2 separate regions of the Mus musculus genome follow, and region 1 is linked to region 2. The links are chromatin loops, found by intact Hi-C in ENCODE. Cell type or tissue: gastrocnemius. All regions are shown on one strand.

What was found. Hi-C counts contacts between places; a loop is a spot of excess contacts. Peaks named below come from ENCODE experiments on the same cell type or tissue, not always from the same donor. Only the 100,000 strongest peaks of a DNase experiment are listed, where the experiment ranks them.
Region 1: it touches region 2 in a loop (3-fold over the local background); 14 of 42 quality-filtered maps call a loop at or near these places.

Annotation. Positions count from the first base shown.
Region 1 is chr4:132,410,624-132,413,123 of GRCm38, reverse strand. Phactr4 (phosphatase and actin regulator 4) reads left to right here. Exons shown (of 13, transcript NM_001161797.1): 2 at 1-54. The coding sequence starts at 39. Among named protein-coding and RNA genes, the nearest start is that of Phactr4, 11 kb to the left of the region's middle. In gastrocnemius, CTCF peaks have their summits at 1,085 (motif pointing right) and 1,656 (motif pointing left); a DNase peak (open chromatin) is centred at 1,589; H3K4me3 peaks cover 500 bases; H3K27ac peaks cover 2,076 bases.
Region 2 is chr4:132,291,962-132,294,461 of GRCm38, reverse strand. Taf12 (TATA-box binding protein associated factor 12) reads right to left here. Exons shown (of 6, transcript NM_025579.3): 6 at 1,133-1,835. The coding sequence ends at 1,800. Among named protein-coding and RNA genes, the nearest start is that of Rab42, 10 kb to the left of the region's middle. In gastrocnemius, a CTCF peak has its summit at 1,301 (motif pointing left); a DNase peak (open chromatin) is centred at 1,282.

The sequences.
Region 1 (2,500 bases), 120 kb before region 2:
AAACTACTCCTTCTCTCCCTACACTGGTTAGCAGTGGCATGGAAGACCCATCGGGTGAGTATGGCCTGCTTTTTTATGGATGCTTGCTCTTACCTGTTGCAGCGTTGAGTGCATTATCTCACGCTCAGGATGCTGATGTAGAACAGTGCCTCTCAGACTTTGTGCTCTCAGCATCCGTTCATACTCTCATCTGTTAGCTTTTGTCCTTTATTTTATTTTTAGTTTTTGCTTTTGAGATCGGATCTCTACCTAGTCCTGGCTGTCCTGGAGCTCATGTAAACCAGTCTGCCTCAAACTCACAGAGATCCTCCTGCCTCTGCTACCATACCCAGCACTAGGGGTTTGGTGTTCTTGTTTGTTTGTTTGGCTGGTTGTTTTTTTAATAAACTTATTTATCTTTATTTTATGTGCATTGGTGTGAGGGTGTCAGAGACCCTGGAACTGGAGGTACAGACATTTGTGAGCTACTTAGGACCTCTGGAAGAGCAGCCAGTGCTTTTAACCACAGAGCCATCTCTCCAGCCCCATTTGTTTTGCTTTTTTTGAGACAGGATTTCATTGTAGCTCCAGCTGGCCTGGAACTCACTATGTAGACCAGGTTGGTCTTGAACTTTCAGAGATCCCTCTGCCATTGCCTCCTGAGTGCTTGACAGTGCTGGACTCCATTCATACTTTTAACATAATTAAGGGTCCTAATGAGCTTCTGCTTGCTGACATTTACTATATTGCAAATTAGATGTAAGGGACTGAAAAGATGATTCCGTGGTTAGGAGAGGCACATACCTCCTGTGTATATGCAGGCATTGTAAAACAAGCTGTGTCCCCAGCCCTTAGGAATTGTATTTGAGATATTAATTTATTTTCTTCTGTCTTGCTCTGTTGCCATTGATGTGACTGAGGCTGAGCTTTCTGACCTGGTAACCAGAATCAGGAAGTTCAGGTTACATTTTTTACCTCAATTGAGATGACATACGCTTGTTTGTTTGTTTGATTGTTTGTTTGTTTTGTTGATTTTAATGAGCCTAGGTGGCTGAGCATGTTTTTATAGAAGTATAGCTAGCTCATTGGGAGATCTTTAGTTTGAACACTAGAGGGCAGACAGCACCTTGTTTATCGACCTAGTTATGTCATCAGGTTATTCTTGAAATTATTTTGAGGATTGGAGAGACTGAACTTATTTTCATAGCACCGTGACTGTTCCTAAAGATAGTGTTGATATAATAAGCTGCAGATAGTGAGACGTGACCCTGCACAGGGACATGCATGCAGGGGGCCATCCTCCAGGGGTCAGAGGACCACACCTACATTGTGTGAGATCTTTTCCAAGAACAGGGAAGTCGGAAGGAAGGGGGGAAGGAAGGGAGGGAGGGGAGGAAAAGAGAACAAAGCACAGGGAGATAAGTGAGACAAGAATGGCCATGGCTGGACAGTGTGTGTAACACCAAATGTTTCCAGTACAGTTGGGTTTGGACATCACTAGTCTCAAATCTGTAATGGGGCTGGAGAGATGGCTCAGAGGTTAAGAGCACTGGCTGCTCTTCCAGAGAGAGGACCTGAGTGTGAGTCCCAGTGACTCGACCCTCTGCGATTCCAGTCCCAGGGGCTCCAGTGCCCTCTTCTGGCGACTGAGGACACTGTGTATACATTGTGCATAGACATGCAGAAAAAGATTCGTACACATAGAATAAAATCTGTATTTTACAAAGTCTGAAATTCTTTGAATGCTAAAATAATTGTAAAATTCTGTCTGCCTGAGTGAGAATGGGGTGGACCACAATCTGAAAACAAATATATAAAATTACCTGTAAGTTGTATAGGACATGTAAATGAATTTCATGTTTAACTTATGGGTCTTTTCATATTTATTTTAATAATTTTTGTGTGTGTATGTTTAGCACAGCAGTGTAGAGGTGAGAGGACAACTTTTAAGAGTCTCTCCTTCTATCAAGTGGGGTCTGGGGATCAAACTCTGGGAGTCAGTATCTTTACCAACTGAGCCATTTAGATCCAACTCCCTCTACCCACTTTTGGGACAGGATCTCACTGTGTATCTATCCCTGGACGGCCTGGGACTCACTGTGTAGAGCAGGATGGCCAAGAATACCACTCTGCTTGGTTTGATGGTCCTTTTAAAGTAGGTTTGAGACAGGATCATATGCAACCCAGTTGGCTGGCCTTAAACTTACTATAAAGTGAGTTAAAATGAGTTTGAGGGCTACAGATGTGTGCCACAACTGGTTTTATGCAATGCTAGGGACTGAGCCCAGTCCTTGTGCATGCTAGGCAGGTACCCCCTGAATTGATCTATATCCTCTAAACCCCATCCCCAGGCATAGTTTCTTTGTGTAGCCTTCACTGTCCTAGAACTTGCTTTGTAGACAAGGTTGGCCTTGAACTCAGAGATTCAACTGCCTCTGTCTCCTAAGTATTGGGACTAAATGTGTGCACCACTACTTTCTGGCTGGTAATACTATTTTTAAAAATTAATATTATTGTAGTG
Region 2 (2,500 bases):
AAGACAGTAAGACTGAGACAGAGAAAGCCACCTACCTGTCACACAGCTGATCAAGAATGATAATTTGACGTCTTATGAGTCCCTCACTTCTGTCATTGTACTTCCCCAATTCCCCTGTCCCTTTCGGTCCTCAAAAGAGGACTCAAGAGTCATTCCAGATTCCATCTTGGCTGCTGGCATCAGTTACTTGTTCCTATCCGGACTCAGTGGGACCCCTCTGCTGTCTGGTGTCACCAACAGAGCATCCTCTGAGAACATCTTCCAGTGGCTGTAGGTTCTGGAGAGTTAAGGCCCTCCTGACGCTAGGCCACATACCCAGAAGCTCAGTGTCAGGCGTGACCAGGGAAGAAGCTGGTTGTCCCCTTGCTGACTCTCCAGGCTGAAACCTCAGCCAAGAAAACGGCAACAGAAGCATGGCCTTTGAACTCCTCAGATCTATGAACTGTGTCACGTCTCCGACCAAGCCTCAGGAGGAAGATGACCAGAGCAGGGACCAAAGGTAGGTGTGGCTGTGCTGTGGCCCCTAGGAGGAGCAGCCACCCTCCCCTAAGCCCATGGTCCCTCACAATCCACAAGGCTTGTGCTGGGCGTGGGTCAGGATGATGACAGGGAAGAACATCCTGCTGTTGAGAGAGGCCCTGCTTTCCTCCGATGACAGAATCCCAGCAACAGGACTTCCCCCAGAGCTATTCACATCCTTCCTCAGGGACAAGGATGAATACAATCTTCTATGGAGATCCAGAGAGGTCTAAAGGGGCTCTAAGAAGCCAGGCATGATGATGCACACCTGTGGTCTCAGCTCACTGAGAGGGTCAGTTCAAGGATAGTCTCAGCAAGATACCAAGAGTTTGAAGCCAGCCTGGCCTACCCCAGAGCTTGCCTCAAAACACACACACCCCCCGAGAGCTTGCCTCAACACACACACACACACACACACACACACACCCCGAGAGCTTGCCTCAAAACACACACACACACACACACCCCGAGAGCTTGCCTCAAAACACACACACACACCCCGAGAGAGCTTGCCTCAACACACACACATACACACACACACACACACACACACACACACACACACACACACGCACACACACACACACACAAAAAGGTCCTATGGACACTAACATTATCAAAACTAGAATGCTTGTTTATTTTGGGGCTTAGCAGAGGTCACTGTGTCTGGTGGCAGAGAAAGTGCTCCAACTCCTACTGCTGGCTTGTTCCTTTGGAGTAAAACAGTGGGAGATCCCTGCCGGTTTCTCTAACAGGATCACTGCCTGTACTGCCACCTGCTGACTGCAGCGCTCCCAGCCTTGCTGGGACCCTGGCATTTCAAAGGCTCTCAGCTATGCACCCTGTGTCTTCAATTAATAACTCCTTTATTCTGGAAAAGCAAATCAAGTTCATATTCATAGAAACACTGACATTACAAAGTACAGGGACGGGGGGAGGAGGAGACAGACCCTCTACAAACTTGCTAACACTGTCTCACCCAACACGACCAAAATGCTCTTCCTACAGCCAATCACTTCTATAATAAACCACAGGCAAAATCTTCTCTGGTAGATACACTGCTTCTCTTTGAGACGGCAGGGAAAAGGGACCAGAAGGTGGGCAGGAGGCTTTATTCTTTTGGCAGATCTTCTCAGTCATTATAGATATTGCTGCACTGTTAATAAAAAATATATGCTTCTCTGTAAAGCATTTAAAAAAAAATCCAAGGATGAGATGGCTGAGGTCTCAGCTCAAGTATCTCCAAATACACGTTGTCCATTCCCTGACCGTTCCCTGTGTTATTTCTTGGTTGTTTTCCGGATCAGTGCCATTCTCTGAAAGGAGACAGAAATGAGCAGTTAACAGGGGCCAGAGTCAGGAGCCTTCTGGCACATCTAGAAAGCCACTAGCAAGTAGCACAGTCTATATTATAGGGAGCAGCACACAGGGCGGAGAGATGGTTAACGCCCAAGAGAACTCAGCCATGCCTGCCGAGCTCACGTGCAGCTGGCTTTTCCCATCAGGGAAGCTGTTGAAATCACAACAGCAAGGAGGCCAGGCTTGTCAGTGGGAGGCCAGTGCCCTTACTGGACTAAGGATGAGGACAACTAGTTCTTGATCAGAAATGACATCCTCACACTGTCAAGAAAGGCAGAGGACAGCAGCTATCGTGGCACATAACCCAGAGTGTTGGGCAGAAAAGCCTGGGTAGCTCCCGGCACAAGCCTGACACACCTCTTCCTCTGACCTGCGTGGTGTGTGACTTTCCAGGCCGGGTTTCAGTATGAGAGCAGGTGGGCGTGCCCACAGGAGATCTGGAATCAAGAGCTCTAAATGAAAATGCAAAGCGCGCTTGCAGCAGCGCAGCATTGGGGGAGCTATGACAGAGCTTCCTCTGACCTCTGGTGCAGTCACGTTGGCTGCACAGGGGACTGACACTCCAGGAGGCAGCTGCTTGTACTCCCTGTGAGATGCACACAGGCTCCAGTCCTGGCTCCCC